Linked DNA regions of Homo sapiens: region 2 is linked to region 1. A link is a loop called in an ENCODE intact Hi-C map of the cell type or tissue named here. Cell type or tissue: left ventricle myocardium inferior. All regions are shown on one strand. Links, peaks and the distances in the headings refer to the core of each region. The heading gives the core; the rest is flanking DNA.

Region 1 (11,624 bases), core at 1,839-9,838:
CCTGGCCAGAGCAATCAGACAAAAGAAAGAATAAACAGCATCCAAACAGGAAAAGAGGAAGTCAAATTATCCCTATTTGCAGACAACATGATTTTATATCTAGTCTCTGCCCAAAGCTCCCTGATCTGATAAACAACTTCAGCACAGTTTCAGGATACAAAAGCAACATACAAAAATCAGTAGCATTACTATACACCAAAAACATCCAAGCCAAGAGCCAAATCAAGAGCACAATCCCATTCACAATAGCCACAAAAAGAATAAAATACCTTAGAATACACGTAACCAAGGAGGTAAAAAATCTCTACAATGAGAATTACAAAACAAAACAAAACATGGCTCAAAGAAATCAGAGATGACACAAACAAATGGAAAAACATTCTATGCTCACGGATACAAAAAACTAGTATGATTAAAATGGCCATACAGCACAAAGCAATTTACAGATTCAATGCTATTCCTATCAAATTACCAATGATATTCTTCACAGAATTAGGAAAAACTATTTTAAAATTCATATTGAATTCATATTCAAAAAAGAGCCTGGGCCAGGTATGGTGGCTCATGCCTGTAATCTCAGCACTTTGGGAGGCCAAGCTGGGTGGATCACTTGAGGTCAGGAGTTCAAGACTAGCCTGGCCAACATGGCAAAACCCCATCTCTACTAAAAGTACAAAAAAAATTAGCCAGGAGTGGTGGCACAGGTCTGTAATCCCAGCTACTCGGGAGACTGAGGCAGGAGAATCATTTGAACTGGGAGGCAGAGGTTGCAGTGAGCCAAGATCGCAACACTGCACTCTAGCGTGGGCAACAGAGTGAGACTCCATCTCAAAAAAATGAAAGAAAAAAAGAGCCCAAATAGCCCAGGCAATCCTAAGCAAAAAGAACAAAGCGGGAGATATCATGTTACCCAACTTCAAACTATACTACAGGGCTACAGTAAACAAAACGGCAGAGTATTGGTACAAAAACAGACACACAGACCAACGGAACAGAATAGAGAACCCAGAAGTAATGCCACATACCTAAGAATCATCTAATCTTTGACAAAACCAGCAATGAGGAAAAGACTCCCTATTCAATAAATGGTGCTGTGATAACTGGCTAGCTATATGCAGAAGAGTGATACTGAACCCCTACCTTACAATACATACAAAATCAACTCAAGATGGATTAAATATTTAAATGTAAAACCTAGAACCATAAAATACTGGAAGATACCATTCTGAACATAGGACTTGGCAAATATTTCGCAACAAAGACACCAAAAGCAATTGCAACAAAAACAAAAATTGGCAAATGGAATCTAATTAAACTAAAGAACTTCTGCAGAGCAAATGAAACTATCAACAGAGTAAACGTGCGACCTACAAAATGGGAGAAAATATTTGCAAGCTATACATCTGACAGAGGTCTAATACCTAGAATCTACAAGAAACTTAAGCAAATTAATAAGCAAAAAAATAACCCCATTAAGAAGTGGGCAAAGGACATACATGCAGCCAATGAGCATATGAAAAAATGCTCAACATCACTAACCATTAACGAAATGCAAATCAAAATCAAAATGAGATACCATCTTACACCAGTCAGAATATTATTAAAAAGTCAAAAAATAATAGATGTTGGCGAGGTTGTGGGGAAAAGGGTATGCTTATAGACACTGCTGTGGGAATGTAAATTACTTCAGCCTCTGTGGAAAATGTGGCGAGATTCCCCAAAGAACTTAAAATTGAACTATCATTCAACCCAGCAATCTCATTATTGGGTATATACCCAAAGGAATATAAATTGTTCTGCCATAAAGACACACACATGCATATTGTATTAGTCCGTTCTTGCACAGCTATAAAGAAATACCTGAGACTGGGTAGTTTATAAAGAAAAATGGTTTAACTGGCTCGCAGTTCTGCTGCACAGGATGAAAAGGTACACAAGAAGAACAAGTTCTTCCTGTGCATGGCTGTACAGGAAGCATAGTGGCTTCTGCTTCTGCAGAGACCTCAGGAAGTTTCCAATCATGGTGTAAGGCAAAGGGGGAACAGCTGTCTTACAGGGCAGAAGCAGGAGCGAGAGAGAGAGGTTAGGGGAGGTGCTACACACTTTTAAATAAACAGATCTCACAAGAATTCACTCACTATCACACAAACAGCACTAAGGGGATGGTGCTAAACCATGCATGAGAAATCTACCCCCACGATCCAATCACTGCCCACTAGGCCCCACCTCCAACACTGGGGATTACAATTCGACATGAGATTTGGGCGGGGACACAGACCCAAACCATATCACATATGTTCACTGCAGCACTATTCACGATAGGAAAGACATGGCATCAACCTAAATACTCATCCATGGTACACTGGATAAACAAAATGTGGTACATGTACACCATGGAATACTATGCAGACATAAAAAAGAATGAGATCGTGTCCTTTGTGGCAACATAGATGGAGCTGGAGGCCATTATCCTAAGCAAACTAACACAGGAACAGTAAACCAAAGGCTGCATGTTCCCACTTACAAGTGGGAGCTAAACAATGAAAACACTTGGATACTAGGAGGGGAATAACAGACACTGGGGCCTACTTGAGGGTGGAAGGTAGGAAGACGGAGAGAATCAGAAAAAATACCCTTTGGGTACTAGGCTAATTATCTGGGTGATGAAATTATTAGTACACCAAACCCCTGTGACATGCAGTTTACCTATATAATAAACCTTCACAAGCACCCCTGAACCTAAATGTTGAAAATAAATAAATAGAAATAAAAAATAGAAAATGCTTTGGGTAAGCTAACAACACACAGGTGCCTGGTGGGAAAATCATGGTCTGGACAGAAAAGAGAGCACCTAACAGGCATGGGAGGAAAAGTCAGGAAAGATTCTTTGGAAATCTAGGAATGAGAAAGGGCAGCTGGGACATGGTGACACCAAGAGAGTAGGAGCCCCCAGACTCATCGAGGGCCTCAGCCACGAAGTGATCATGTCTGCAGCATGTGGGCAGAACTACACCTTGGCCTTGATGGAAATGGGCTCCGTGTTTGCGTTTGGGGAGAACAAGATGGGGCAGCTGGGCCTTGGCAACCTGACAGACACTATCCCCAGCCCCGCACAGATAATATACAATGGCCAGCCAATTACCAAAATGGCCTTTGGGGCTGAATTCAGTATGATAATGGACTGCAAAGGAAACCTCTATTCCTTTGGGTGCCATGAATATGGTCAGCTGGGACACAACTCGGATGGGAAGTTCATCGCCCGGGCACGGCGGACAGAGTACAACTACAGACTGGTTCCCCATTGAGTGACCATCTTCATTGAGGCAGATCCTGCCTGTACCAAATGTAGCTGTGTGAGACGTAGCCTGTGGCGCTAACCACACACTGGTCCTGGACTCCCAGAAGTGAGTCTTCTCCTGGGGCTTCAGTGGCTATGGCCGGCTGGGCCACGCAGAGCAGGATGAGATGGTCCCCCACCTGGTGAAGCTGTTTGACTTCCCTGGACATCGGGTGTCCCAGATCTATACTGGTTACACCTGCTCCTTTGCCATCAGTGAAGTGGGTGGTCTGTTTTTCCAGGGGGCCACCAACACCTCCCGTGAATCTACCACATACCCAAAAGCAGTGCAGGACCTCTGTGGCTGGATAATCCAGAGCCTGGCTTGTGGGAAGAGCAGCATCATTGTGGCCACCGAGAGAGCACCATAGCTGGGGCCCATCACCGACCTTCGGGGAACTGGGCTAAGGGACCACAAGCCCAAGTCTTCCACTGCAGCCCAGGAGGTGAAGACTCTGGATGGCATTTTCTCAGAGGTCACCATGGGCTACTCACACTCTTTGGTGACACCAAGAGACAAAAGTGAGACCGAGAAAGAGAAGATCAAGAAACTACCAGAATACAACCGCCAAACCCTTTGATGCTCCCAGAGACTTCTCCGACTCTACACCTCTCGTGGCAGCTGTCACTTCCATGTGCACTGGGATGGGAAGTCAAACGAGGTATTTAAAAAAGCAAAAGCTGACCTAAGGTGCATTTTTGTTTAGACTCCATAAGATTCCATTTTACAAGTGATCCAATATTTACCTTTTGTTCTGTATGCTTTCCAAAGTACGTTTTTTTCCCTTTAATGTCGAATTAAAATACTTGCTGATAGTTGACTTACCATTCCTACAAGAGGCAGAAACTTTCAGCAATCTAGGTTTTTTTTTAAGTTTTTTCTTTCTTCCTCTCCTGAATACACTCCCCAAAACACCCCTTTCCAGTTATGATTACCATCATGATCCAAGCAGATGCTACATAGAAGAGGAATCGCCATTTAATCAGAAAAAATGTCCCTTACAGGAACCAGCAGCAGCCAGGCAAAGTCACCGGCCTGCTTCCATCCAAAACCACGCTCACATGCTTTGGAAGCATCCGGGTCCTCCTTTCCTGCTTTTTCTTGCAGATTGGCCTAAGCCGGTGTTGGTTCTGTTTCTCCCCTTGGCTGCCTATAATCTGCAGTGTCCCCCTGGAGGGGGATTGGGAGTCTGTGTTTAGCCATTTATATCTACTTTAGCTGTTAAAGAAGTCCAAATGAAAATCAGGTGATGGTGGAACCATGGGGACTTGGGGGTGGGGCAGAGGTGGTTCCCTGTGGAGCCAGGGCTGAGCCTTGTCACATGCACTCACCAATTAGAGATTGATCAGCCAGCAGTCAAGTGCATTCTCCAGTCCTTGCAAGAAGGATCAGCCCTTTCTGTACCAGCCTTGATCACCTTGTGCTTTGGTCTCCTTTTTTCCCCTACCTGGATCCTGCGTCGCACAGGCCGTCCTGTTACTGAGACTCGGGGTACCGTTCTGCTGACTCAGCTCTCTTTAGTCACGTTTGCTTGGCTCTGGTACCAAATATTTGAGATTACCAAAGAATGTCCTTCCTTGCGTGTCAGCACGGATGCTGTGACTGCCACCAGTGTCCCCGTCAAGTGCCTGTGCCCGAGCTCGCTGTGCTGAGTGAGTAATGAGGTGCCTTTCCTGGAACCCTCCTCTCACCTGGACCCAAGAGAGGCGACAGCTCTGGCTAGGGCTCTTGGTTTCCAGAGGGTCTGGACTGGTTTGGGTGCTTTAAAATAGATATTTAATTCAGTGGTGCTTATGGGGGAGATGAGAATAGAACTTAAATGTGAGAACTGGGTAGATGGGAAAGTTAAATATTGGTCTCTTCAAGTTTTTTTGTTGTTGTTGTTTGCATTTGCTATTGTTACCACTTGTCACTGTCTCCATGTTAAAATGCCAAAAATGATCTAGTTGTTGTTGCTTTTTTCTCTATTTTCCACCCCAGTCACTCCTTACCGTGACTCCCGCCCTTGGAGGGCACGTAGCAGTGTCTGTCCCGCCAGTCCCAAGGCCCTATGGGAGGAAGCTGGCCTGCATCTCTCTAAGACTTAAGTCTTAGAGATGCCACGTGCATCTCGTGTTCTGTGTTCAATCAGTAGTCCAGGGGAGAAGCTTCTGCCACTTCAGAGCTTTGCTAAACTAACCTAATTTGTCCAAATCACCCCAAAACCACCATCTCTAACTCAAACTTCCAGGAGACAGCCTGATCCGTTTGCCTGGACAGGTCTCTTTCCTGGAACGCAACCCAGGCATCTGTGCTCCTGGAATCCTTGACGTCTCTCCTTTGAGTTGTGGTCACCCAGAGGGTTGAGGACGCAGCACCCGAAGTCCTAGCCTTTGCAGGAGCCGCCCTGGGCGGAGCTGCACTTAGATCTTCCGGCAGCCTCATGTAAACCTGGCAGCCAGCCTCTTCTAGAACCCTAGCCAGGGAGTGGAGCAGGAAAGGGACCTTCGAAGTGAAGACTGCCTTGTCCCGCACCTCCCTTTGGCTTAAATTAAAAAATGAACTTCCGAATGGGTTAAATCCTTTAAAACAAGGAGTTGTGGGGAAGGTCGTCTTGTACTCCTAGAGAAAGGTACACAGTTGCCCAGCTGGGAACGTGCTTGGTGCTGACCCCGTGGGCATCTGACTGGTCTTCCAGCTCAGGACAAAGAATTTGAAAGATGATTAGCATGAAGGGGAATCAAAGAGAAGGTTGTGATTTGGTTGAAGGTGCCTGGTTTAGTGCTGTAATTGTATTATTTCATATATTTATATATATATATATATATATATATGCATGTATGTATGTATGTATGTGTATATATGTGTGTGTATATATATATTTCTTAGAGTAAACATTTTAAATAAATGATATAATTGTCTAGAAAACAAAAAAATTATAAATCTATATTATTGGGACACAATGTATAAAAATATAATTTGTGACGATAACATAAATAGGGGAGCAGAGCTATATAGAAGCAGAGTTAGTTGTTTTTAGCTTTATTCTCTGTGGTAAAATATAAATAAAATATGCCATTTTTAACCATTGTAAAGCATACAATTTCAGCATTATGTACATCCAAAATGCTGAGTAACTACCACCACTATCCATTTCTAAAACTTTTGCATCATCCCACACAAAAGCTCTTTACTGGTTAAACCATAATTCCTCAACTTCCTCTCCCATAGCCTCTGGTAACTTCTATTCTACTTTCTGTCTCCATGAATTGGCAGAGATTTTAAGTTAAACTGATATCAATTCCACTGGATTGTTAGAAATTTTGGATGTTAACTGTAATCCCCATTGTAACCACAAAGAAAGTATCTGAAGAATATACGCTAAAAGAAATGAGGCTGAGTGTGGTACTTCATGCTTGTAAGCCCAGCACTTCGGGAGGCCAAGGCAAGAGGATCACTTGAGGCCAGGAGTTCAAGACTAGCCTGGACAACATAACAAGACCCCATCTTTAAAAAAATACAAACAAATAAACAAACAAAAACAATAGTTGGGCATGGTGGCAACCACCTATAGGCCTAGGTACTTAGGAGGCTGAGGCAGGCTTGTGTGAGCCCAGAAGTTTGAGATTACAGTGAGCTATGATCATGCCACTGTACTGCAGCCTGGACAACAGAGCACAACCTTGTTGAAAGAGGAGGGGGAGGGAGAAGAGGGGGAAAAAGGGGAGAAGAGGGGGAAAAAGGGAGAAGAGGGAAAGGGAGGGGAGGGGAAGGAAAGGAAGGAGAGGGAAAAAGGAAAGGAAAAGGGAAAAGAAAAAGGAGAAAGATGAAAGGGGAAAGGAAGAAGCAGAAAGGAAAGGAAAGGAAGACAGCAGAAGGGAATCAAATCAGTTAACTACATTAGAAAAATCAACTACATACAAAAGAAGGCAGAAATGAAGGACTGAGGGACAATAAAAGCTATACAAATAGCAAAAATGGCAAAAGTCCTTCCTTCTCAATAATTACTTTAAATGTAAATGTATTAAACACTCCAATCAAAAGGCAGAGATTGGCAGAATGGATACATAAACTGTCTACAAGAAAATTACATTAGATCCAAAGGCACATAGGTTGGAACTGAAAGTATGCAAAATAACTAAAAGAGCTGGGTGGCTATAATAATATGCAAAATAAAGTAGACTTTAAGTACAAAATAGTCACAAGAAACAAAAAAGGATATACGTTAATAAAAGGGTCAATTCATCAAGAAGATATATCAAGTATAAATATACATGCACTGAAAAACAGAGCTCCAAAGTATAGGAAGCAAACGTTCATAAAATAAAAGGGACAAATAGTTCTAAAAGTTCAAGATTTCAATACCCTATTCTCAATAATAAACACAACAATTTGACAGATTAATAAGAAAACAGAGGACTTGAACAATACTATAAACCAATGAGACTTAATAGACATATGTAGAACACTCCCCATAGACCATATATTGGGCACAAAACAAGCTTCAACAAATTTAGAAGACAGAAATCATAAGAAGTATCTTCTCCAACCACAATGGAATGAAGGTAGAAATCAATGAGAAAGAAAACTGAAAAATTCACAAATATTGTGGAAATCACATACTCAACAACCAATTTATCAAAGAAGAAAACAGAAAAGGAAATTAGGATATAACTTGAAATGGATGAAAACAAAAACACAACATACCAAAACTTACGGGATAGAAGGAAAGCAGTGCTCAAGGGGAAATTTACAGCATACATCTTTACATTACAAGAAAGATCTCAAACTAATAACCTAAGTTTATAACTTAAAGAACTAGAAAAAGAGTAAACTAAACCCAAAGCTGGCAAAAGGAAGGAAATAATAAAGATTATTAGAGTGGAGATAAATGAAGCAGAGAATAGAAAAACAAAAGATAATCAATGAAGTCAAAAGTTGGTTCTTTTAAAAGATCAACAAAATTGACAAGCCTTTAGCAAGACTGACAAAGAAAAAGATAGCAAATACAAATACCTAAAATAAGAAATAAAAATAGGAACATTACTAATGACTCTACAGAAATAAAAAGGACATAAGGAGCATTATAAACAAATATATGCCAACAAATTGGATAACCTGGACGAAAAAGACTAATTCTTAGAAACACACAAATTACCTAAACTAACTCAAGAATAAATAGAACATTTCAAAAGACTTTAACAAGAGTAATCAAAGTCAGTAATCAAAAACCTCCCAACAAGGAAAAGTCCAGAACCAGATGGCTTCAGTAGTGAATTCTACCAAACATTTAAAGAAGAATTAACAGGACTGGGTGCGGTGGCTCACACTTGTAATCCCAGCCCTTTAGGAGGCCAAGGCAGGAGAATCACTTAAAGCCAATAGTTTGAGACCAGACTGGTCAACATAGCAAGACCCTGTCCCTATTAAAAAATAAAAAAATTAGCCAGGCATGGTGGTGCATGCCTATAGTCCCAGATACTTGGGAAACTGAGGAAGGAGGACTGCTTGAGCCCAGCCATTGGAGGCTGGAGTTAGCTATGATGTGCAGAATGTGAGCTTGATTGGAAATAGATAATTACATTCTTTACAGATGTAATTAGTTAAAATGAAGTTATACTGTATTATGGTGGGCCCTAAATGTCATATAATTGGTGTCCTTTGAAGAGGAAAATCTGGACACAGAGACAGACACAGAGGGAAGAATGCCATGTGAAGATGGAGACAGAGACAAAGATGTGGAGAAGCTGGACCTCTCATCTCCAAGATGTGGAGAAACTGGTAAGAATGTAAAATGGTGCAGCTGCTATAGAAAACAGTAAGGCAGTTCCTTAAAATATTAAAAACAAAATTAATCCATGATCCAACAATTTTACTTATGGGGGTGTGTGCGTATATATATATTGGCAAGGCACAGTGGCTCATGCCTATAATCCTAACGCTTTGGGAGGCCAAGGCAGGAGGATCGCTTGCCAGGAGGTTGAGACCAGCCTGGGCAACACAGCAAGATCCTCTCTCTACAAATTATTTTTTATTAGATGGGCATGGTGGTGCACAGCTGTAGTCCCAGCTACTCAGGAGGCTGAGGCAGGAGGATCACTTGAGCACAGGAGTTTGAGGTTACAGTGAGCTATGATTGTGCCACTGCACCCCAGCCTGGGTGACAGGGCAAGACCTGCCTCCAAATGAGAAAAAAAAAAGAATTGAAAGCAGGGTCTTGAAGAGATATTTGCACTCTCTTGTTCACAGCAGCATTACTCACAATAGCCAAAAGGTAGAAACAACTCAAGTGCCCATCAACAGATGAATAAATGTGGCCTATCCATACAATGGACTATTGTTTAGCTTTAAAAAGGAAAGAAATTCTGACACATGCTATAACACGGATAAACCTTGAAGGTATTATGTTAAGTGAAATAAGCCAGTTACAAAAGGACAAATACTGTTATGATTCCACTTATATAAGGTCCCTAGAGTAGTGAAATTCATAGAGACAGAGTAGAATGGAGTAGTTGACAGGACCAAAGATATGGGAAAGGGGGAATTTTTGTTTGATGGGTACAGTTTCAGTTTGGAATGATGAAAAAGTTCCGGAAAAGGAGAGTGGTGATGGTTGCACAACATTGTGACTATAATTAAAGCCAATGAATTGTATACTTAAAAATGACTTAAATGGCAAATTTTATTTTATATATATTTTACCACAATAGAAGAACTGAAAAAACAAATCAAGAATCATCAATGGGCAGAAAATTGTTGGACGAAAGGCTGGAAACAGGATATCCCACACACTTGCAAAGCATCACCCCACAGATTACTTACTAATTTCAAAAAGGAACAGGTACCTGATATAGTTTGGGTATTTGTCCCCACCCAAATCTCATGTTGAAATGTAATCCCCAGTGTTGGAGGTGGGGCCTGATGGGAGGTGTTTAGGTCATGGGGCAGATCCTTCATGGCTTGGTGCTGTCCTCACCACAGTGAGCAAGTTTTCAAGAGATCTAGTTGTTTTAAGTATGTGGCACCTCCCCAGTCCTTGCTCCTGTTCTCACCATGTGAGACGCCTATTCCCCCTTTGCCTTCCCACCATGAGTAAAAGCTCCCTGAGGCCTCTCCAAAAGCGAGCAGATGCTAGTGCCATGCTTCCTGTACAGCCTTCAGAAACCTAAGCCAATTAAACCTCTTCTTTATAAACTACCCAGCCTCAGATATTTCTTCACAGTAATGCAAGAACAGACTAACAGTACCTTTACCATAGCAAAATGTGGTATAAACCACCTTAACCAAGTAATCAAATTTAATGGTGCCAAGAGCGACAGGAGCTGCCATCATGTATCTCCTGATATAATACAGTGAGGAGAGCAAAAAATCACCCGGTAGCGCCTATTTGACCAAACCATTTAACCTGAACCTCATCATGAGGAAAAGATCAGAAAAATCCAAGTGGTTTTATAGAGACAGTGTAGCTGGGTTCTTCAATATCAATGTCATAAAAGACTAAATAAGGCCTGGGAAAACTCTTCTACTAGATTAAAGCACACAAGAGACACAGCAACTATAAGAAATGCATGTCCTTGACTGAATCTTGGAATTTCAAATGACCACTACAAAAGACTTGATTGGGACAAGGAAAACTGAATGTAGCCTATGTATGAGGTAGAAAGTACAATCATCTTATTGTGGTGAGACAGGAGAATGTTCTTGTTCTTAAGGAGATGAGATGCATATTCAGGTATTTATGGATGAAATTACAATATCTCCAAGTAACTCTTACATGACTCAATAACAATACAGGTAGAGTGAGGCCTGAAGAACACTCTGGCTTTGGAAGGCAGGAAAGCATCTGAGTAAATCATTTCAGAAGAGTAGTAGGGCTAACCACTGGATTACAAGAACACCACAAATGAACAGGCAATGAGAGATAAGAGCTGCTGGTAGAAAGTGGCAGGGCTGCAGGAGGCCGCAGGGCTGGACTGGCGAGAACAGGCAGACCTGACCACGCTGGTGAGCTGACAGCAAGAGGTAGCAGAGAATGAGAAAGCACACAGGGCCCACAGATGCGATCCAAAGCAGAGCACAAAAAGTGAAGACTTATTCCAGGAAGGGTACTGACCATTTACTCTTTATTGAACACCAGTCAAAAGGAAATGAGCTTCTATTACAACATAAGTGACGCAGGGTAGACAGAAAGGGTGGCTTTCTAAAAGAACACATTCTGGAGGTAATGAGAGAGGAGGACACAGGGCGGTCTCAGACCCATCCCTCCTACAAGTGACCTGGCAAAGGAAAGTCTTACTGGCTCCATTC
Region 2 (11,624 bases), core at 1,604-9,603, 210 kb before region 1:
TAGCCCCCTTGAACCCATCACTGTGGCCCTATAGTTGGCTGAGATCAGGGACCTCTCCAGAGTGAGTAGGTGGAACTGGGGAAGTGGTTACCCCAAAGAAAATCCAGGTGCAGTTTTCAAACAAGTGGGCCTGGATGCAGGACAGGTCAAACCCACCAGGAGCCACTGCAGCCCCGATCTGCACCTCCACAGCCAGCACAGCCCACCCGCTGTCCACCTTCCGCCACATCCAGCTGGGACCAAATGCTCAGCACGCACAAGGCAGGAATCCACGTGCTTATCCGCTGAGCTCCTCTATGAGGTGGGCAGACTGCTGTCACCCATCTACACATGTGGACACAGCAGCAAGTCAGGGGCTGTTCTGACCAAGGCCACAGCCAGGTGGTGGTGGGGCCCAGTTTCCAGAGCAAGTGGTGTGGCTCCCCTGTGGGCGCTGCAACCCATGTTCTGCCATGTGGCACAGTGGGTAGTGTGGAGATGCCTGCGCTCAGGACCCTGTGGGGCCAACAGGCCACCCTACAGCCATGTCTCCCTGGTACCCAGTGCTCTTTGCACACTGTACTCTTGCTCCAAAGACACCTCCACATCAGGCCTTTCCTCATGCTGTGCTCCTGGCCAAGAGGGTCCCCACCTGGCCCTTTCCTCTTTATTTTTATTTTTATTTTTTTTTAATTTTGTAGAGATGGGGTCTACCTATCTTGGCCAGGCTGGTCTCAAACTCTTGGACTCAAGTGATCCTCCTGCCTCAGCCTCCCAAAGTGCTGGGATTAAGGCGTAAGCCACTGTGTCCAGCCACCATTCATTTTTCAAGGCCCAAGCTCCTTCTCCCCTCCTCCAGGAAGCCTCTCTGCAGCCCCCACCCCACCCCAGGAGCCCTCCTTGGCTTCCTTTCCCTTTGACCACTCTGGGCGTAGGTCTGTCACCACCCCACTCCCGGTCTGGAGACAAAACCAGGTCAATGTCAATACTTTATTGCACAAAAGACAGAGTAGCAGAGTCCCTCCCCCTGCCCCCCACCTGCCCACACACATGCAAGCAATCCCTGGAGACTGGGGGGACTTGGCACTGCCTCCTCCTGGGGCTGCAAACTCAGATGACTTCAGGGGCCAAGTAGTTGATGGAGGTAAATAGTGAGATGGGCCAAATGCCGGAGCAGGCCAGGGCTGCAGCAGCAGTAATCGGTGGAATGCATGCACATGTTATTGGGAGAGTGTGGAGTGAACAAGACCTTTCAAAAGTGTGAAGATCCCAGCCAGCAGGCCTCCAGTTTGCAGTCCGTGGCTCAGTCCAGCTCCTACCACTCCCAGAATGCTGCTTGTCATCCTGGGGGTCACAGTCAGGTCACCAAAGATGTTCCCAAGTATGGGAGCCCTCTCCAGGGCCATAGCCTCTGGAAAAGCCATCCCTGGCACCCTCTTTTTAAGGCCTAGCAGCCCTTGCCCCCACTGCCCTGCCAAGAAGCAGGGCAGCAAGAGATCAGCCTCCTGCTTCCCTGGAGATGAGGGAAGCAACCCAAGTTTTCTCATTGTGCTAAAAACACCTGGGTTAAAGTGGGGATGCTGGGTTTCCCTCCCCCATTCCTGATGTAATGGGGCAGCACCCCTCTCTGTCTACCATATGGGGTCAGGAGAGGCCAGCTGTGAAACAGAAGATTGAAATGTAATCCAGAGTCTCAACATACAATACCCCAAACTTTCAAGATCCAATAAGAAAATCACCTGTCATAGCAAGAACCAGAGAAATGTCAGTTGTACCAGAAAATACAATCAGCATACACCAATACTGGTATATGTTGAACAGGAAGGAATATCAGGATTACCTGATGAGGCTTTTAAAGCAGCCATCCTAAAGGTGCTTTGATGAGCAATTATGAACATGCTTGAAACAAATGAAAATAAAGAATGTTTCAGCAAGGAAATAGAAGTTATAAAGAGAACCAAATGGACACTTTAGAATTTTTTAAAAACATACAATAATCAGAATAAAAACTTAATCGATAACTCCAAAGCAGAACAGAGGGGACAAAGGAAAGATGCAGTGAACCTGGAGATAGAGCAATATAAACCACCCAGTCTGAAACAGAGAGAAAATAGACTAGGGGTGGGAGAAAAGAGTTCTCTGAGAGATAACAAAAGATCTAATATTCATGTCATCTAATTGCCAGGAGGAGAAGAGAAAGAGGACAAAGCCGAAAAAATATTGAAGAAGCAATCTCCTAAACTTGGCAAAAGACATAAATGTAAGGATTTAAGAAGCTGAATGAACTCCAAACGTTATAAACCCAAGGAAATCCACACCAAGACATATCACAGTCAGACTTCCAAAAACTAAACAACAACAAACCCCAATTTTGAAAGCAGCCACGTAACCACCTTCCAAAAAACATGGATGTCTCATCAGAAAGCATGGAGGCAAGAAATAAGTGGAACGTTTTTAAGTGCCATAAGAAAAGAGCTGTCAACCATAAATTCTATACCCAGTGAAACTATCCCTCAGGAATGAGGAGGAATCAAGACCTTCTCAGGTGAAGGGAAAAGTAAGTTTGTTGCCAGCAAACCTACTGTGAAAGGAGGGCCAAAGGAAGTTCTTCTCATGGAAAGAAAGTGATAAGGAAGGAATCTTGAGACATCAGGAAGAAAGTACAATGGAAAGAGCAAAACTATGGGTAAATACAATGGACCCCTTCTCTGAAGGTTTCTAAGTTACATTTGGTGGTTGAAGCAAAAATTATAGCATTGTCGAATGTCTCAATGTATGTAGAAAAAATATTTAGGATAATTATATTATAAATGGAAGGGGAAAAGGGACACAAAGAGAGGGAAGCTTTCTACATGTCACTCGAAATGGTAAAATGTTGATGGCAGTAGACTGTGATAAGTACATATGTATAATGCAGTATGGCAGCCACTAGAAATCTATACAAAGATATACACTAAAAACACTGTACAAAAACCAAAATAGATGCTTAAATATGTCCAAGTAACACTCAGCAAGGCAAAAAAAAGAAAATAGAGAAACACCACCACCAACAAACACAGGAACAAACAAAGCAAAAAATAAAACAGCAGACTGAAGTTATGTCAGTAATTACAGAAAATGTAAATGGCATAATTCCATTTATATAACATTTTTGAAATAACAAAATCATAGAGATGGAGAGGAGATTGGCGGCTGCCAGGAGCTGGGGTAGGGGGGTGATTGTCACTGTGAAAGGGAGTACCAGGGGGTCTCCATGGAGAGGGAACAGCTCTGTATCCTGGTTACAGGGACAGAAACATGGATCTCCATGTGTGATAAAGTGACACAGGGCTTGACACCCTTGTCACACCAGTGCCAATGTCCCTTTTCTGATGTGTGGTGGTTATGTAGAATGTGACCATTGGGGGAAACTGGGTGAAGGGTACACAGGCTTCTCTCTCTATTATCTTTCCAACTTCCTGTGAATCTGTAATTGTTACAGATTATCATTATTTCAATATAAAAAGTTAAAAAAAATACCTTTGCTGTTGCTCTTACACCAGCACCAACTCCACTGCTGGCGTTTCCTCTTGGGCAGAACCAGTGCCCTGTGCACCCCCATAGAGCTCACAGGCCAGCAGGCCTCTGGGGGCCATACCCAGCAGAGGCCATCACAGCAATCCTGGGCTGGGCTGCCTGGTCCCAGCTCCCAGAGCCATCTCTTCCTTCTCCAGGCCTCAGAGCTCATATCACCTCTTCAGAGGAGCCCCGATTGATTCCCTGATGGAAAATGCATCCCAGTCCCATTTAACCAACTGATAGTCTCTGGTCCATTCAGCTGTTTATTATTCCGGCCCCACAAATAGCAGCTCTGCAAGCCAGGGAGCCCATCTTCTCAGGGGCACAGAGCCTGGTGCCAGGCAGAGCATCCATCAGGGGCTGTGGGGGTGCAGTTGCTATCAGTTGCTGCAGCATCACAAGTCGCCCTAAAATGTAGTGGCTTCAGCCAGTAGCTGCTCTTCTCTCTTATGGTCTCTGCAGGGAATTCAGAGAGGACAGTGGGAAAGGCTGGTCTCTGTCCCAGTGTCCGAGGCCTCAGCTGGGACTTGCACAGGCTGCAGCTCCTCACCCACCTGTCTGGCAAGACTCCCCTGGGGCGGGGCTCTTTGGCAGCTCTGTCTAGCTCTGTGGGGCCTTTCCACAGCCTCTCCAGCATGGTGGCTTCAGGGCAGCCGACCTTCTTATGTGTCCATGCACAGCTCCCATCCAGGGGGGCAGGGAGAGGAAGTACAGAGGAGGAGAAGCGGGGGTTTGGGGCTCAGAAGCCTGGAGGGCACCACCGCTGGGCTACGCTGCATCAGGCAGATTGGTGACAAGCCCCATGGCTCTCCAGGGAACAGAGCACAGCCCCCTCTTCTGGCAGGGGTGACAGGCCCACTGTGCATTGCAAAGCCCTGCAGGACGGATGTGCAGGGGAGGCAGTCTTTGGAAAACACAATCTGCCACCTGACCAGCAGCAGGCTGCCTCCAGGGGCCTGAGCTGCTAGCCTTGGATTCCAGCCCCAGCCATGGAGAGCCTGCTGGGAGCCCCCTACCCACCCCCAGCCCCATGCATGCCTCTTTGCAGCAGCCTGCACTATTGATGGGTTGGTGCATGGGTGGGAGTGGAGCTGGAAAGGGAGGGTGGGAGTTTGGGGATCTCTTCTAACCGCCATGCCATACTCTGCCTCAGCCCTATGGAGCAACCCTGGCCCAGCGGGGAATGCCACCATGGCAGCTGGGGGCTCATCTGAAGGAGCACAGGGTTTGAAGGCAGCAACATGGGGTCCCCTCCCGACACCATCCCTCAGTGCCTTTTCGGGACCACACCACAAATCACGTGGCCCTGGGGTCTCTGTGAGGACCAGAGCAAAGAAATTTGAAGGGCCGGCCCTATGCCAGGTTCCCCAAGGCATCTTGACCACCGGGTGGGTGGGGAGGGGCCACGACTGCCCCCTTTACATGGATGAGGAAACCAAGGCATGAAGAAGTGACAGGCCCCAGGGGCATACTTGGCAACTGCTCTGGACAGCCACAGACGGAGCCACAGAGGCCCCCGGAGGAAGCAGAGAGTCGCCCTCCCCCTGCCAGCCTCTCTTCCTACCCTACCCCCACCCTCCATCACGGGGGTGCTTTGTGCTTTCCCCGGTTCACCACGAGCTTTGCACATGATGCTTGTTCTGCTCCTCTGTTCTGGAGACAGAGGGAACAACTTATTTCCCCTGAGGTCACCCTGCTGACCTTCCTCCAGCCCCCGCACAGGCTCCTCCTCTTCTGGGAAGCCTGCCTTGAAGCACCCGCCCACCCGGCCTGGGTTGGGAGCAGCTGCAGCTCACCACAGGGCATCACCCCTTGTCCTGGGCCTGCGTCAGAAGCAGAGGTGTCCCGAGGCCCTGGTGTTGCCAGCATGGTCTGCATTCCACAGAAAATGCGCAGGCAGAACCAGCCCAGCTCTCCTGTGCCCTCAGAAGCCCAGGCCAACCGAGTTGCCCACCCTTCCTGGGCACGTGGTGTGCCAGGTACCAGCCCCAGGGACGCAGGCCCACTGAGGAGGGGGCAGCAGGGCAGCGAAGGGAGGAGCTGGACCTGAACACACAGCACCTAGCTCCAAGCCCCATGGCCTGGAGACCCCATCCAGATGGCAGAGCTTTTTGGGCTCAAGGAATAAACACCAAAATGTTTAAAATATTTAAACATTTAAACATTTAACAGCCAAAGCTAGGTGCAGTGGCATGCGACTGCAGTCCCAGCTACTTGGGAGGCTGAGGGGGGAGGATCACTTGAATTCAGGAGGTTGACTCCAGCCTGGACAACACAGTGTGACTCCATCTTTAAAAACTGAAAAATATGTATATGTTTAACAGCCAGTCAGAGTAGACACCGGACATAAACCATGGGCAGGACAGCACCGGAGGAAGCTGGCTGAAACCCGGCTTTGCTTCATCCCAAGGGACATTCATCAATGTGCTTCCCTGTCTGGCTTCAGGCAGGGCTGAATCCGGGGACTCCCATAATGTCACCAGGCATCTATTTCTTGGTTTCACCTTCCTCTGTGTGCATTCCCAGGTGTGGTGTCCCTACCTGACCCTTTGCTGCAGCCACTAGGAGGAAAATACAAGAGACTTTCCCCAACCTGGAACAGATGCTAGCAGTCTCCCCAACTTACAGCTGCACTCACCTCTCAACTTCACACTATAAGGTGGGGATGGTGTGGGGACAATTGCTCTGATATCACAGCCACCGCCGCCCCAAGTACACTTTACCCTTTGAGTTGTCTGGCCTTTTTTTTTTTTTAAGATGTTTTAATTATTAAAATATATGCTCGTTGTAAAAAAAAAATCCAAGAAATGCATAAAAGGATACAATGAAGTCGGCCTCCCTCCAGCACCTGCCCCCAGCTCACCAGAGCAAAAACTGATATGGGTGTCTCCTGTGTCCATGAAGAGACGTATACACTGTGTCCAACGTGCAGATACAGAGGGACATCCTGCCTCTCTGCAAAAAAACATACAAACTAAGAGCTGCTTTTAGATAGATCTCTCTCTCCTCCCTTCTTTCCTTCCTTTTTCCTTTCCCTTCTCCCTCTCTCCTTCTTATTTCCTTCACATACAATGCAGTCCCCAATCCTTAGGCACACAGCTCAATGAATGCATCTTTACACTTCTACACAAATACATGTGTAATCTCCACAAAACAAAGGTTCCTTCTGACCCCACCCCTCGCCCCCCAGAGAACCCCTATCCAGACTCCTTCACCATAGGTTAGTTTTGCCTATCTTTGAACTTCATATAAACAGACCCATCCAGTACCATGGCAGACATACTCCAGGTCTCCCATGAGTCAGATCTCTATAATCCCCCCCACCTTAAGTGTGTGACTTGCTTCCAAGCAATAGATTGGGCAAATGTGAAGGCATGTCCCTCTCATGATTATGTTACACATACAAGGGATCTCTTTGCTGGCAATGGAGAGTCTGTGAGCAAGTCTCCAGGCAGGGGACGACTGGTGGCCTCTAGCTGAGCTGATAGCAAAAAGACAGCCCATCGATCCTCCAGCAAGATAATGAATTCTGCCAATATCCAGGTGAGCTTGAATGAGGAGCCTGAGCTGCAGAGAGGAACCCAGGCTAGCCACATCTGGAGGGCAGTCTTGGACCTCGCTGCACCACACCAGAGCTCTGACCCACGGAAAGCAGGGGACAGACATATATTGCTGCAAGTGACTGTTTGTGGTCATTAGTTAGGAGGCAGCAGAAAGCTAATACAACCGTGAATTTTTCTGTATCTGCCTCTGTCTCTCACCGCGAGGTGTCTGAGAGATCCATCCATGTTGCTACAGGGAGCTCGAGTGTGTTCTTTTTCGTGATGCTGTAGTATTTCATCGTGTGAATAAACTACAACTTAACCATTCTACTTTCCATGGGCACTTGGGTTATTTTAACCTTGTGGCTGTGATGAGTAAGGCTCTATGAACATTCTTGTGCGTACTATTTAGAGGACATACATATTCATTCTCTTGGGTATTAACTCAGGAGTAAGATTGCTGCATCGCAGTGTAGGCGAATGTTTAACTTTGTAAGGAACTGGCAAGCCATTTTCCGAAGCAACTGTCATCCTTTCATACTCCTCACAGCAGCAGTGAGCCCCCGGGGGTTGCTCCTTCTCACTGACGCTGGGTATTGCCTGTCCTTTCACCTCAGCCATTGCTTGGATGTAGAAGCACTTCCTGGTGGTTTCAGTTTGCATCTCCCTGGTTAGTCGTGATGATGTGGAATAGTTTTTTTCTTATGCTTACTGGTCTCCCTGGAGGATTTTCTAATATTACTTTGTTAGTGCTAGGGTTTTTTTTTTTTTTTATCTGACCTTTAACCCTGAGCTGGAAGTTCAGGGAAAGAGAAATTCACCTTGTAAGGTGAGCATTGCTGGAGACTCTCACGGAGACACACGGGGTGCCTCACCTCATCTTGGCCTGGTGAGCCCCTCAGCAGAGGACCTTGCTAAGCTACACCAGAGCTTGGACCCATGGAAAGCTGGGAACAAAACAATGGGGACAGAAAGAGCTGGGCTGGAAGGAGAAAGCCCAGGTCCCAGTAACTGTGGTTAAGCCTCTAGATGCAGCTGGCCTGAAGCTCACTCCTGGACTTTTGAAGCCCACACATTCTTTGCGGTAGTCAGTTTCAGCGAGGGTTCTGTCACGTGTGCGGGAGGGGGTGACCGACACCGAGCCTCTGTCCAGCAAGCTGACATTTGGAGGCCCCCCAAGCTCTGCAGCATGGGAAAGGGTAGAGGGGATCTCTGCCTTCCAGGCACTCCCCCATCCCACCCACTGCTAGTCTGCACCCCACTTCATTACTGAGTGTGTTTTGAGGCTGAATAACCATGTAATTGGCTCGTCCATTTCATAGTCAAACTTCGGCAAATATGTTTTTCATAATTAGTTGATGTTTATTTAACGGGAATAACCAGCCCATTAAATTTAATGAGGCAGGTTATCACATATGAGGGGGAAGTGTTTTTCCTTATAGAGAACCCGGTTTGGGCGGTGCTGGTCCCAGGGCCAGGGCAATGAGGTGGCTCGCCTGTGTGTGGGTGTCTCTCCTGGGAGAGGAGGCGTGCAGGGAACCGCAGCCCCTGTCCCAGCCTGCTTCGGGCTGTCCCATCCCCTCTGCTTTTTCTGCATTGTGTACCACCCTATAGAACCTGTTTTTGATCTAGTCTGTCTCCCCCACTGATCTCTAAGCTCAGAGGACAGGGCTTTTCCCTCGTGTTGCTCATGCTCCATCTTCAGTAGATGAAACACAAAGGGTGAATAAACAACGGAGACCCCTCTTGCGGCTGCCACTCCCATGGCTTTATGGGCCTCCCTCTGGCACACAGTCGCCTCCTGCCTTGTCCCTCCTCCCCCTTCTCCTCCTCCGCAGGGTTTATGCCCTTGCCTCTCTCTGCTTGGCAGGCAGGGAAAGCAAAATACTCAAGGAGATCCAGGCTTGGCCTGGGGGCTGAACAGCTGGGCCCAGGTAGCACCCACTGAAGACCCCAGATGTGTCGGAAGAGCGGACCCCGGCCTGGCCACGACCCGACAGGCCCAGACTGTGGAAGACCATGTCCAACATCTACATTCAGGAGGCTTCTAGCCTGGGGGTAATAAACAAAATTCAGATTAACTTAGAAAAACAGAAAATACAGTCAATTATAAAACAAAAACCAAAACATCCATAATCCTATCCCCAGAGAAAAGCGCGATAACATTTTAATGTCTAATGCTGTTGACCTTTTTCTCTGGGCATCTATATATTTTTACATATGCATAGGTAAGATTTTTTTCATTTAAAGAATGGGTTTGTACAGTGCATGCTACTTCTTTAAATGGAGTGGAGAAAGTGCCACGTGAATACACTCAGTATCCCTATTCTTAGAGGCTTTAGAGCTGTCTTATGGAGGTACCACATTTTATTTCATCCCCTATTGTTGGGCATTTAGGTTGTTTCCAATATTTTGACACTATTATAAACACTAGTGGCACACACTTGTAGTCCCAGCTACTTGGAAGGATGAGACAAGAGGATCGCTTAAGCCCATGGGGTCAAGGCTGCAGAGAGCTAGGATCGAGCCACTGCACTCCAGCCTGGATGACAGAGTGAGATACTGTCTCTAAACAACAAAAGAACCCCCACCCCCTGAAAAAAGCATGAACAAAGCAGCTCCTTCACCTGGCTAGCACCAGCTCAGCCCTCTAACTTCGCATCACCTGGGCCAGGGGTTCTCAACTCCCGGGCTGTGGACCAGTACCAGTCCCTGATCTGTTAGGAACGGGGGCGGTGGGCGGCGAGCATTCCCTGAGCTCCGCCTCCTGTCAGATCAGAGGCAGCATCAGATTCTCATAGGAGTGCAAACCCTATTGTAAACTGCACATGCGAGGGATCTAGGTTGCATACTCCTTATGAGAATCTAGCTCATGCCCAGTGACCTGAGGGAAAACGGTTTCATTCTGAAACCATTCCCCACTGCCTCGACCCCATCCATGCAAAATTTGTCTTCTACAAAACTGGCCTCTTGTGCCAGAAAGGCTGGGGACCACTGACCTAGGCCAAGCCCTAAGGCCCTGAGCTTGGGGGCCTCACCACAATTGATGGCAAATGTCACCTTTCCTGCTAGATCCTAAGCCCATGAGGAAATGGACTGGTATCATTACTGCTTGGAGGGCACCTGGGATAGAATGGGGAGAGCGTAATGTTAGTTCTCTGTGTCCCTTGAGCAGCTGACTCAGAGATAAACCTGCAGGGCAGTTCTCAGGAGGTACCGGGGTCCACACCCATGTGGTGAGGGAGGGGGCAGTGGGCAGAGGGTGGGCTGGGCTAGCTCCTGAGTTGGGATCCGCTTCCAAGTCACTCCCAGTGAAGACACCCTTTATACCCCACCCCATCACCAGGCAAGGGATGAAGCCCCTGGCCCCCAGGGCGTACTGTTGGTGAAGTGGCTCTCAGCAGCCAAGGCCTTCCTGGGGGGCAGACTTGCCCTGCCTGTGTTCCCAACTCCATGAGCGTTCAGCTCCCTAAGGGGACGGTGCCTATGCCTGTCCCCACTTTACACATGAGAAAACAGACTTAGATGTTCAGGAGTGGCTCAAGGCTTGGATGCTCCGGCTCCAGGGTGGGCGCTCCAGGGCTATGTGTGAACAAAGGGAGGAGGCAGTGAGCAGACATCAGGACGAGCGCCCAGGACACAGGACCTGCACACATGCTTCCTTCCTTAGGATTCGTTCTTAGAACTAGAATTGCTATGCAAACGGTGTGCACATTCCCAAATCTCCAGTGATGATTCCGGATTGGGCTATTGCTTTTTCCATTCTGCCAGTTTGGCTTCCTGTATTTTGAAGCTCTGTGTTAGGTGCACGCATGTTTTATTTCGGGGTTCTAAGTCTTCCTGTGAGCTGTCCCTTCTGTTATTCAAAATGCCCCCCCTTTGTTGCCTATAATGCTTCCTGTCTCAGTCTGCTCAGTCTGATACTAATACAACCATTTCAGCTTTCTTACAGTTTGCAGGACTATCTTTTTCTATTCCTTTCTTGTCAATCAACTTGTGCTCTCATAATTAAGGTGATGTCTCTTGTAAATAGCAAACAGAGGAATGTTGTGGGGTTTGTTTTGCTTGTTTTTGTGAGTTTGCACACTCTGAAAGGCTTCGATGCTTTTCACCCAATGAGTCCTCCCAGAAGGTCTCAGTGATTCATCTCCTGTGGCAGCACCACGGTGACCACTTGGCACCTTCCTGGGTGCTCCCACTCCCCTCCTAGCCACCTGACTCTAGGCATCCGTGGCCACATCTGCACCTTTGGGGGTGGCAGTGCCACGGGAGGGTGAGGTGGCAGTGAGAGGCTGAGGCAGGACCAGTTTCTCCCACCTCACCTGGGCTGTTGTTCCAGGGCTCACAGCCACCTTGCTGGTGATGCCTGGCTTAGATCCCCGCCTGGGGTCACTGGACTTCCCCAGGCCAGTAATGATGTGGGAAGGAACAAACTTCAGCCATTTCTGCCAGGGGCCACCTTCCCCATCTGGAGAGGCGAGGGGAATGGACTGGCCCCTCAGCTGAGTCCCTGGAGCTGAGCGGAGTAAGACTCTGGGTGTCAGA

Evidence for each region. Peaks named below come from ENCODE experiments on the same cell type or tissue, not always from the same donor. Only the 100,000 strongest peaks of a DNase experiment are listed, where the experiment ranks them.
Region 2: a loop joins it to region 1, with 2.6 times the contacts of the local background. A loop is called at or near these places in 91 of 110 quality-filtered maps.

What each region holds. Positions count from the first base shown.
Region 1 is chr3:126,758,728-126,770,351 of GRCh38, reverse strand. All of the region lies in intron 4 of CHCHD6 (coiled-coil-helix-coiled-coil-helix domain containing 6), which reads right to left. It also overlaps the pseudogene RCC2P4. Among named protein-coding and RNA genes, the nearest start is that of CHCHD6, 60 kb to the right of the region's middle. In left ventricle myocardium inferior, for the core only: no CTCF peak of the experiment used is centred there; a DNase peak (open chromatin) is centred at 4,958.
Region 2 is chr3:126,965,759-126,977,382 of GRCh38, reverse strand. No RefSeq gene overlaps it. Among named protein-coding and RNA genes, the nearest start is that of PLXNA1, 12 kb to the left of the region's middle. In left ventricle myocardium inferior, for the core only: no CTCF peak of the experiment used is centred there; a DNase peak (open chromatin) is centred at 5,222; H3K27me3 peaks cover 2,822 bases.